Regions from separate parts of the Homo sapiens genome. Here all the other regions are linked to region 2. A link is a loop called in an ENCODE intact Hi-C map of the cell type or tissue named here. Cell type or tissue: HepG2. All regions are shown on one strand. Region 1 overlaps ROBO1 (roundabout guidance receptor 1). Region 2 overlaps ROBO1 (roundabout guidance receptor 1). Region 3 overlaps ROBO1 (roundabout guidance receptor 1).

Evidence for each region. Hi-C counts contacts between places; a loop is a spot of excess contacts. Peaks named below come from ENCODE experiments on the same cell type or tissue, not always from the same donor. Only the 100,000 strongest peaks of a DNase experiment are listed, where the experiment ranks them.
Region 1: a loop joins it to region 2, with 2.4 times the contacts of the local background. A loop is called at or near these places in 6 of 110 quality-filtered maps.
Region 3: a loop joins it to region 2, with 2.2 times the contacts of the local background. A loop is called at or near these places in 6 of 110 quality-filtered maps.

The regions. Positions count from the first base shown.
Region 1 is chr3:78,970,018-78,974,017 of GRCh38, forward strand. All of the region lies in intron 3 of ROBO1 (roundabout guidance receptor 1), which reads right to left. Among named protein-coding and RNA genes, the nearest start is that of MIR3923, 540 kb to the right of the region's middle. In HepG2, no CTCF peak of the experiment used is centred here; DNase peaks (open chromatin) are centred at 2,244 and 2,824.
Region 2 is chr3:78,842,240-78,846,239 of GRCh38, forward strand. The region is part of intron 4 of ROBO1 (roundabout guidance receptor 1); the gene reads right to left. Among named protein-coding and RNA genes, the nearest start is that of MIR3923, 660 kb to the right of the region's middle. In HepG2, no CTCF peak of the experiment used is centred here; a DNase peak (open chromatin) is centred at 2,282; H3K4me3 peaks cover 568 bases.
Region 3 is chr3:78,986,917-78,990,916 of GRCh38, forward strand. All of the region lies in intron 3 of ROBO1 (roundabout guidance receptor 1), which reads right to left. Among named protein-coding and RNA genes, the nearest start is that of MIR3923, 520 kb to the right of the region's middle. In HepG2, a CTCF peak has its summit at 1,596 (motif pointing left); a DNase peak (open chromatin) is centred at 1,605.

The DNA of each region.
Region 1 (4,000 bases), 130 kb after region 2:
TGACCTACAAATGGTTATTGTGCCAGTTTATATTTTAGAGCACATTTTATTTCTTAAAATGAGAGGACAGAGGAGCCAAAGACTCATTAAAGGTGAAGAAAAAGAGAAAAAGTAAACTTACAATAATTACTTCAAGAGAATATATTTTTCATTATATTGATTTTGAATATATTAAATACTTTTCAAATGAATGATTTCCCAGCACTGATGATTCTGTAGGACTGATAATAATATTTACTTCACAGATTAAATAATTTAGAAAAAATTACTCAACTAGGTAATATATGTTCACATAACGATGTCTCCTTTCTGTTTTCCTTCTTTGATGCTGGCTAAACAGACCAAAATAATTTCTGATTTAGAATAATACTACACTGCAGGGTGATATAAACAGCTCTTTTATCACAGGCGTCCAACCTTCAAACAGTGAACTATATCTACCCCTACCATATTTTAAGGTACTTTAAAGTGAGATTTTATTTACATGTTTTAGAAACTAAAATCATAATTGTTGTTTAACTATCACTTCCCCAAATCTGAAAAATAAATAGGTTAAGAAGTTCTGAATTCAAATGACTTGTCCAGGGATTTTAATATTAAAATAATCTATAACCTAAACTAACCATAATAGTAGAATAATTAACTATTAAAATGACAAAAAAATCTTTGCAGAGGTAATAAGGAAATCATCTTCCAGAACAATTATAATTTATCCCATTTAATTCACAAGAAATGGATGCTTTTATCATCCCATTTACCATAGGGATATGGGTAATAATACAGTCAAGTGACTCACCCAAGTTTATTCAGTCAGTTAGTAATAGGGCTACGATTTCAATCTAGGTCATTTGATAGCAAAGCTCTTCTCACCATAGTTGATATCTCTGAGTGTTTATTGTTAGTATAGATTGCAAAAAAAAAAAAAGTCACTGTATCCTCATATGTGGCAACAACAGAATTAAGAGTACAAAGAATATACACATACAATACTAGAATACACATATGACAGTGTACTAGAATACACAAAAGCAGTTTCTTAGATTTGGTTCAGAGTAGAATCACTGGGGAAATTCCTATTAAAAATGTCCAGGGGCCAGCTGTGGGTGGCTCATGCCCATAATCCCAGCACTTTGGGAGGCTGAGGTAGGTGGATTGCTTGAGGTCAGGAGTTTGAGACCAACCTGGCCAACATTGTGAAACCTTCTCTAAAAAAATACAAAAATGAGCCAGGCATGGTGGTGGGCATCTGTAGTCCCAGTTACTCGGGAGGCTGAGGCAGGAGGATCACCTAAGCCCGGGAGGCGGAGGTTGCAGACAGCCAAGACTGTGCCACTGCACTGCACTCCAGCCTGGGTGTCCTAGCAAGACCCTGTCTCAAAAAAAGAAGTGTCCAGGACTCAACCCAGGGATTCTGATTTGGTAGGTCTAAAGTGTGGCTCCAACTATGTTCATTCACCAGACTATAACCTAAAAAAATGACTGAGAACTGCTGATACACAGAAAAGGAGGTCTTGCTACAGGAAAATGGGTTACCCTCAAAAGAATAAAATGGGTAAAGTGGCCAGGCCAACCATACTGCTCAACCCAGGAACCCTGATATACCTCTAACCTGCCTAACACAAAACCAAAACGTTTAGAGATCTAATGGACAAATAAAAGAGCTTCTATGCAATAGTATGAGTTAGATAAAAAATCAAATACTTTGTACTGACATCTTTTAAATATTTTTTTTGTTGTTGTTGTTGTTGTTTGTTTGTTTGTTTGTTTTGACAGAGTCTTGCACTGTCACCCAAGTTGGAGTGCACTGGTGCCATCTTGGCTCACTACAACCTTCGCCTCCTGGGCTCAAGCAATTTTCCTGCCTCAATCTCCAGAGCAGCTGGGATTACAGGCGCCCGCCACCATGCCCACTTAATATTTTTGTATTTTTAGTAGAGAGGTGGTTTCACTATGTTGGCCAGGCTGGTCTCGAACTCCTGACCTTGTGATCTGCCCACCTCGGCCTCCCAAAGTGCTGGGATTACAGGCGTGAGCCGCCGCGCCCGGCCTTAAATCTTTTAAAATATCTCAAAAGTTAATTAAACACATTCCTTATAAATAGTCATAACAAGGAACATAGCCATTGGTCATATGAGTTAATTCTCACACAGATGACTACAGTCCACAGTGTAATTTTATAAATTCCTTTTACTTCTTGCATGAACAAAGGGCTTAGTTTGAGTATTTTCCAAGAAGTGTCAAAGGCAAACCTTTGAAGGTCTATTAAACAAACAGGACAGTTCTTTCAACATCTGTGCTTTGAAAACCAGGTCAACGCTACATAGTATAATCATAACATCATACCTTTCACAAACATGAAAAATGGATCCACGGATTTACCTTAAAATAGCTCTAGAATTTTTCATTTTGAGAATTTGATGATATAATATTATGACAATGATATTACAATTTGAAAACAAACAATGTACACAACTCTGGTCAGGGCTGTACTAACTAGAGTTGTATTATAAGCTCACTAACATATAAAGAAATTAGACAGTGGGTGGCATTCCTAATTCCATTCATGATTCGTTTTCTTTCATGGATTGGTTTAAAAGATTATTAAAATCATTCATTCCCCCTCATTGTTAAGGGACAAATAGAAATTTTCTTCAGCTACATATAAACTTCCCATGGTGGCAATTTTTTGGTGATAGTGGGAAAGTCCTTGGCCTGTACACCCTTCCTCTGTTTTTCAGATATCAGGTTCCATTCCTCGATCACAGTGGTAAGCAAAGGCCTCAGGCTGGTGATACCAATTACTGGTACCAGAATACACAGATGACTAATGTTGGGGAAACTGGAATCCTTCCTGGGATTTTCCTACCTGGAGCTGGCAGGGGAAAGCTATTAGATTGTGAGATGCCAAGCATCATGTTTGCTCTTGCACAGAAAAAAGATTTGTCTGTAAAGTAGAAAAATAAAACAACCACACAAAAAGAAGCAGAGAAAAGAGAACCAGAGCACACTGATGGCACTCAGTCATTAGTTTCACTTGGCTTTTAAGTCTGATCCTGCCAATGCATTTTCTATGGCTTGAGCAAATGAGTCAATGAGTTTTTGCTGTCTTGTTGTTACTCCGTGAGTTTCTTTTGCTTGCAATGAAATAGTCATAATATACTAATTTCCCTATTAATTCCAGCTTTTCCTCCCTTGGACTGTGTCACCATGGAAAACTTGCTAGAAATTTTATGTTATCACTCCTCCACTTCTCCATTGCCTTCAAGGCTCTCTTTATCTCCTTGTCTTCCATTAAGCCTTGTTAGACCAATATCATCCATGTCCCCTTTGTACTGAAAAAAAGACCTATCTTCTTATCTATGACTAATACTCAATTATATACCTTTCATATATATATATATATGAAGCTATATATATATAGAAGCTATACAAGAAGCTATATATATAAGAAGCTATATATATATTATATATATAAGAAGCTATATATATATTATATATATAAGAAGCTATATATAATATATATAAGAATATATATAAGAAGCTATACATATATGAAGCTATATATATATATATATATATATAGCTTCTTAGGTTAATAACAGCTTGAAGGTAAACTTTTTTGCAATCACCACAGATTACTATATACTTCCAAGCATACAAGGCAATTAAATAAATTCTGGCATACTTTTCATATTTTTCAGTGAGAACTGAGGAAGTAATGTTAGCTAAAAATTTAATTTATTCAGATGAAAAAGGTTACATAAATATCGCATATTTATCATATATCGGTTCTCTGAATTGTTCTAAAGTTTTTATTCTAAACAATAATGTCTGAGGTGGACATGTAGTACAGTCACATTAAGTTTCTTAGAGAATTATTTTCAAAACTCTTGAGTGTGTATCATATTTTCCTTACAAATACGTAATCAGCATTGTACAACTTTGGTCTAGCAGAAAGTTATAAGACTGAGTAGATGAGCTACCAAAATGAAACTGTTAA
Region 2 (4,000 bases):
TATGAGCCATATATATATTTATATATATGAGCCATATATATATTTATATATATGAGCCATATATATATTTATATATATGAGCCATATATATTTTTATATATATGAGCCATATATATTTTTATATATATGAGCCATATATATTTTTATATATATGAGCCATATATATTTTTATATATATGAGCCATATATATTTTTATATATATGAGCCATATATATTTTTATATATATGAGCCATATATATTTTTATATATATGAGCCATATATATTTTTATATATATGAGCCATATATATTTTTATATATATGAGCCATATATATTTATATATATGAGCCATTTATATATTTATATATGAGCCATATATATATTTTTATATATGGCACCTAAGCACACGAAATAATACTCTACATTGCCCATAATAAAGGGAATGTACATTAAAAGTATATTGATATATCAGGTAGGCAAAAAAAATAACTTTTGGTTAGTTTTTTTTTAAAAAATGAGAACTATCTTGCCTTGCTATTGGAGCAATAATTTCTACAACTACTAGGAAGAAAACTTTGGCAATACCTAAAAATAATTACAGGTGCATATACTTTCTGATGCAGTGAGTTAACTCTAGGAATTTATTTTACTGATAATTTTACATACTTTCAAAAGGACATTTATACCAGATTATTCACTACAGAGCTATTTGCTACATTAGAGGGATTGGAAACCATATAAATGTTTATTAAGAAGGAAATGGATAAAGTATTTAATTCACATATTGAATACTATACAGCTCAATACGATTGAAGTTTATTATGCACTGATATCAGAATGTATAACATGCTACTATTTATATGATAAGCATGTATTTGTTTTATGTGCTTAAAATTTATCTGGAAGAATTTTTTTAAAACTAGTAATTTGGGGGTTTCCTGTGGAGGAGAGCTAGGTAGCAAAAGGACTTTTACTGAATATCCTTTTTAAAATTTCTGAATATTAAACTATGTGAATGTTTTAACTATTTAAAAATTTAAATAAATAATCTGGTTTTCAGACTCAAAATCAATACCTCCTTCATTCACTGATTGGGGACTGAGACTCGCCTTTAATAAGGCAGAATTTAAAGTCATAATTCCCTTTTCTAACAGTGTTACAGATCTCAGCAAAAGACTGTTAAGGAGGAGTGAAACATTTTTTAGGTATATACTTGGCCCAACTTTCTTGTTTAAATATACTTCAATTCTCCAAAAGCCCTCTGATGTTCCATCACTTGGTTATACTTGCAGAAAAAACAGCATTTTAGCATCACCTGAGACAAACAGGTATCAGATGAACCTGTTTGTCTCAGCTGAAGGTTTCGGAGTATGTCTCGGAGAAAGTTTCCTTCAATAATAATATACTTCTCCAAAAGTTTTAACAAGAGATATGTAATAATCTGAAAACAAATGATACAATATACAATGCAAAGCTAACTTTCATTCTTTTTCATAGAACTGTAGCAAAAATAATCCTAGAAATCAAAGTTCGAGAAGAATCTCTTTGCAGGCAATAAAATATATATGTAGCAGAGGAATTATCACGTGGTGGACCTATATAATAAATTAAGCTCTCAATCAATTAAGTCAAAGAATATGAAATAAGCTGAACAAAAGTGGAAATCCTAATTCCCCACATTTATTTCATTAAGGTGCAGGCTACTGAACTTATCTTTGCCTTATCTGTAAATCAGCAATTGTAGGGTTTACCTGCCTATATGTGTGTGACAAATAGCACCAAGAAGACTGTATTAACTCCACTAAATCACTTTATGCCAATACAGGTATTTTGAGAAATAAATTGTGATCATTCCATTTATATGGATTACAGTTGTTTAAATTGCTATTTTTGTGTTCCCTTTACATTGCTTAGAAGCAGCCACATTTTAAAATTTGCTTTGTACCCTACTAAGCTACTATGAAGGAAATACATATTTGCCTTTCTAAGAAACTCAAAGTGAATTTAGTTAGAACTAAACTAAACGGAGGCCTTCTCCTTCTCTGTCATTTGCTTCTAAGAGAATTGTTTGTGTTTTTGGACTCAATAAAGATTTTTCTGACCTTTACCTGTCTGCAATTATTTTTTTAACCTCCTTTTTCTGGATTATCCAACTGTTTAATATATTCCCGCAGAGTCTCTTGGCCTTTCAAAGTTTAAAGGACCTATTAGAAAAGAAGTTTGTGATATGCCGTAATTTTACAGGAACAAACAAAAGGTCAAAGGACCTGAGCCCAGAGATGACAAGATGGTTCGCTGGTAAATCAATACTAGGCTTTGTGTTGACCATGGCAAAAGATTTATGAGCAAAGGGCAAATCATTTAGAGGGTTCAGGGATACCGTGTGCTTGGGTAACATTGTTCTCCCTGCTCTTTTACCTCACCTGAAAATACACTTGATCCTCAATATAAACATAAATATAACAAAATACAAGTTTAAAGTCAAAATCTAACACTGAAAATATTTTAAATGCAAATTTTTACATATATTTTCAAGAAAGTATACATTCTGTGAATAATATGGACGTTAGGATGGCCTCATGGTTCAATAATTAGTGAATCCTGCTTCCATTTGAGTGTAGGTAAAACCTTGAAATTCCTCCAAAGCAGTCTCTAGAAAATGAGGGTGTAGGATTAAGTGCACCACCAAATAAGCATGTGCCTAACATTTGTGGATTTGAAGACATATGTCTATAACTAAGGTAATTATGTTAAATTAAAGATCACTCTGATATCAACTTTAGTCTTGTAGATTGAAGAAAAAAATGTTCACAATTTGATTTGGTTAGAATTCCTCAAGTTCTACCTTAAGACTTATTACAAAATAAGTCTTTGAGTGTGCATGTATCCTATCCTTTTGCTGCCTAATAAGTAGCCACTAACTACTGTGAATATCATGAATTCAGATGTGTGTAAGTATAAAATGTGCACAGGTTTTAGAGATTTAATATGAAAAAAGTGTAGATCTCTCATGAATTCAGATGTGTGTAAGTATAAAATGTGCACAGATTTTAGAGATTTAATATGAAAAAAGTGTAGATCTCATTAACATTTTTAAATTGTTTACACCTTAAAGTGCTCACATTATACTGGGTTAAATGATATTCTTTAAAGTGATTGTACCTTTTTCCTTTTCCTTTTATTGTTGCTATGATTTAAAATTACACATGTGGCTCATATTTGTAGCTTACAGTATATTTCTCTTGTATTTTATATGTATACACTTTAGTGTGTGATATCTACGTGTGTGTTTATACAGACACACATATATTTCCTAATGAAAAGAAAAATATTTACTGGAAAGAAATTGAATAAATTATAGAAAATATTTTCATAAAGCATACAGAATTTTTTAAAAGGCCCCTCTAAATAATACACAAGCAAATGCTGTCTTTGAATGGCACAGGTTCAAGAATAGGTCACTAGAAGCTAAGCCTAATGCCCATCATGTCTGGGGAACCCCCGGAGGGGAAAGTGGTAGCATGTCTACCTGTTTTAATCCCCCAGTAGCACAAGCAGTTGCTCTGGAAAAGTGCAATAAACTGCCTTTTCAGATAAGGTAATACACGTGATTATGAAGAAAAGCTTTGAAATCCATGCAGTAAATCATTTTTAAAAACAATGTGTTCAGAATTCTTCAGACTAATAAATTATTCTTCCTGTACTCTGGTAGTGTTCCCTACTTCGCTGGTTTGTAAAGGTGGCCCTTGGAGACTCTGAAACATTGAAACCTGGTTTATTTTTATATAACATTTCAAGTACACATAGAAATTAGCCCCAAAGATTTTTTTTTTCCTCTGCCAATTGCCCTAGGATGAGGCTTCTCGCCACTAAACACTAGGGAGATGGTAAGAAAGATATAAATGTAAAATCTAATGTGTAATCTTTTTTGTAATTACAAACAAAACTGCAACATGGAGTTTTAGTTAAGTCACCACATAGTCAGTACAAGTGAAGTTCCAGTGGTAATTTCCTTCATG
Region 3 (4,000 bases), 140 kb after region 2:
CAATGCATTTTACTAGGTATAGAGAATTTGAAGGGAAAAGTCTGAGTACTTATTATCTCTTTGTTTTCTTAAACAGTGCCTATTTACAAACTTTTCACTAGTGAGTAAAAACATTTACTGGCAATAAAACACAGCAGTGTTTCTGAATGTTAACCTCTCCCCCCAAAACATGACGAAGTACTCTAAGTTTCTGGAAGGAAAAAAAAAAACTGCTTTTTTTTTTTTTTGTGCCATAAACACAGGGTGAGGTGATGGAAAGGAAAGAGTAACACGTTTTAAAAAAGAAGAAGAAAAAAGAAAGAGTAAGATATTTAGAAATAGTTTTTTTTAAAATAAGTATATGTTTCTTTGGAGCTACCTATACTACAAAATTAAGAAACTATACATTGCCTTTACAAAACCACAATAAAGTAAGTAAACAACGTATCACAACACACACGCAACAGATGGGGTTTGGGGCAGGGAGACTCTTAAGCCTCAAGAAATTATATCAGCAATAAAATACAGGGCATAAGAATGAAGAAGAGTGAAGGCAAGTAATAAATCCTGTGCTTTCTGAGGGAGACTAGCCATCCTTCCTTTAGGCAGATATTTATTTTCTAAGAAGTGAGGAGGGATACTGTTAAAACATTTATAGTTTTAAAACATTTTAATTATCTCTGGTCTTTGCCTTCATAAAGGTCCTTGAGGTAAAAGCCATGAGGTGTAGGGGAGGTGGAGATGGTGAATGGGTACCAAAAAAATAGTTAGAAAGAATGAATAAGACCTAGTATTTCATAGCAAAACAGGGTGACTATAGTCAATAAGAACTTAATTATGCATTTTAAAATAACTAAAAGAGTATAATTTGATTATCTGTAATACAAAGGAGAAATGTGTGAGGTGATGGATACCCCCATTTACCCTGATGCGATTATTACACATTGCATGCCTGTATCCAAATATCTCACAAACCTCATAAATACATACACCTACTATGTACCCACCAAAATAAAACATAATTATATTATATAAAGTTGCTAAATAATTAGAACTGTACCCAAATATAAATAATAAATAATTGATGAACAAGATAAAAAGTGAAAACACACTTGTTTTCTACACGCAATGTATATTCCCTTAATAACTTTTGGTGAGTAAATAGACATGGCAATGTCTTCTTTAGCATCATGGATAGTGAAATAATCTTGGGAAAGAGCTGTGATCATGTACACAACCTAACTATCCAAATGTCATTTTCACTTGAGTGGACTTTAAAATCTTGCTCTCTCTCTTTTTCTCTCATTCTTTTACAACTTAATTCGAAGTTCCCTTTTTGTCAGCGTTTTCATCACAATTAAACAGAGCTACGAACTAAAAGGCAATTTTTTACTGAGAAATGTGTTTATCTCACAAAATTACCAGACTTCTCTGTCTGGTGCAATTTTAGGGAGGATTTCAATTAGCAAAAATTCAAATTGAAAGAGCTATGAAGATGGAAAAAGAATAACACCTTCCCTAACTTACACAACATAATTCTCAAATCTCTATTATTTTTGTGGTCTAACATTTCCCTTAGAAGGCACACTACATTACTTTTATCTCCAGAGACCTTTTATCCCCACCTGCTGGAAGCATGAAACATAACTGGGTCCAAGATAATCATTGACACATTTCAGGAAGAGAAAATATTTACACAAGTTAGATTTTAAAATCAACTGTTTTAAGCTATATCCTTTGGTGCATTATTTCTGTCACTGAAGTAATTCACAACTCTAAAACTCTTTGTTTTGTAATTGTTACAAGGTTTATTCTCTTCTATTACTTTTACAGATTTAAAATGGGCTGTTACATTCCATCAAAATTGTCAAGCAATTATTTTGCAAACCAAATAAAGGAAACATATAACAGTTGTATACTAGCCAAATTATGATCCTTAGGAAAGACACTGGTATGGAAAGATCACATATCACATACCTTGAGTTATGAGGAATGTGATATACATTGTCTGTCATATACCAAAAAAAGGTGCTGGGATAAGAGCTTCGAAAGTAAGATATCAGTTGGTATCACAAAAGTAAAAAGTAGAAGAGACAGGCTGGAAGGTGTAGGGAGAATAGAGGGAAGGGAGAGATTTGTTAAAGGATATAAAATTACAGGTAGATAGGAGGAATAAGTTCTGGCATTCTATACCACTGTAAAGTAAGTTCTAGTGTTCTATACCACTGTGAAATGACTATAGCTAATGATAATATAGTTTCAAATAGCTAGAAGGAGGATATTGAAGGTTCCTAACACAAAGAAATAATAAATGTTTGAGAGGATGGATATGCTTACCATACATTATATGTATTAAAACATTATTATGTAGCCCATGAATATAAAGTTATTCTTTGTCTATTTAAGAAAATAAAATTTAAAAATAAAAAAATTTAAGGTCAGGCACGGGGGCTCATGCCTATAATCCTAGCACTTCGGGAGGCCAAAGCGGGTGGAACACTTGAGGTTAGGAGTTTGAGACTAGCCTGGCCAACATGGCAAAACCTTGTCTCTACTAAAAATACAAAAATTAGCTGGGCATGGTGGCGCAAGCCTGTAGTCCCAGCTACTCAGGAGGCTGACGTGGGAGGATCACCTGAGCCCAGGAGGTAGAGGTTGCAGTGAGCAGAGATTGCAAGACTACACTCCAGCCTGGGTGGCAGAGTGAGACGCTGTCTGAAAAAAATAATAATAAATAAAAGTAAGAAATTAACTATTTTTAACAGAGGAATACAGCTTTCTTTGTCTAGGATATAACATTGAGTTTTCTCAGTGGGAAAGAAAGCAGAAAACAGCTGCCTTGCATTTTCCTTCTGTTGTATAAATTAATTGTCATTGTTGACTATTCACTAATTTACTTCAAAAAAACCCTATATACCATTGAAAAAAGATACTTCCATTGGACAGGAACATTTTTGAATTTAATATATAAATTAAGTTAATGCTCTTCTGGATTGTTTAAATATAAATGTATATAATAAATTATTGAGTGGAAGCCTAAAAAAGTCCATAGAAAACCAAAATAAAAGTCCATAATGCGTATAAAAACAAAATATTTGCCTTTTGATTAAAGAATTGTACACCTTAGTGGTGTTTAATAATAGCAAGAGCCACTGCAGGAAAAAAGAAAGAAAGGAGAAATTATCAGTCAACATTAGATTTCTCTTTTAAACTAACTAGAATTTTAAAATTTTTCCTAAGAAAATATTTAATACACTAGAATATTTTTCCTAATGCACTAGATTTTGTTTCCCCCTTGGTGTTCTTTCAATCATTGTTGATTGGCGATATGCCATTTTGGTCATACTGAATGTGTAAGAATAAATGAATAAACTGTTTTTTGGCTAATATTCCACGATGTTAAATTACAAATTTCCTCCAGCATTTAAACAGGAGAGCTGTGGAGTGTCCCTGCCAAAAGTTTGCCACCCGCTACGAGCATATATTTCAATGAATCTGAGACAGGTTCTGGCAAACAAGTCAGTTTTCCTTGTTAGCTAATTATAAATAAGCAACAGTGAAGACAAGTTGGTAATATTACCATAATTTATAACTAATAACAAAGCAATGAGATTGGATTCATATTTTCAATATATACTTATTGAATGGTTATTATTTATAAGTATTGTACTTGGCACAGGAGAAATCATAGACAAAAAATTTAAGCATCTTCCATCCTCTTTCAAATCTACGTTTAGTTCACTCTAAAGAGAGTAAGGTATGTATATTCTTTCTCAAATCTCCAAATCAGTTCTTCATCTTTAGTTAGGCTTTATTAAAATTTAAAGAACACATTTTATACATAAACTAAAAAAAACTACATACCAGGCTATTTTCAGTAACTAGCACTCATAGAAGTCCCATCAATAGTTGCTGAATGAGTGAAAAGAACAGCAAAATGAATTAATTCTGGATTTACATATTTATAAATGAAACTTAGCAAGCAAGCTTAATAAAATAAAATGGCAAATATAAGCTCTTA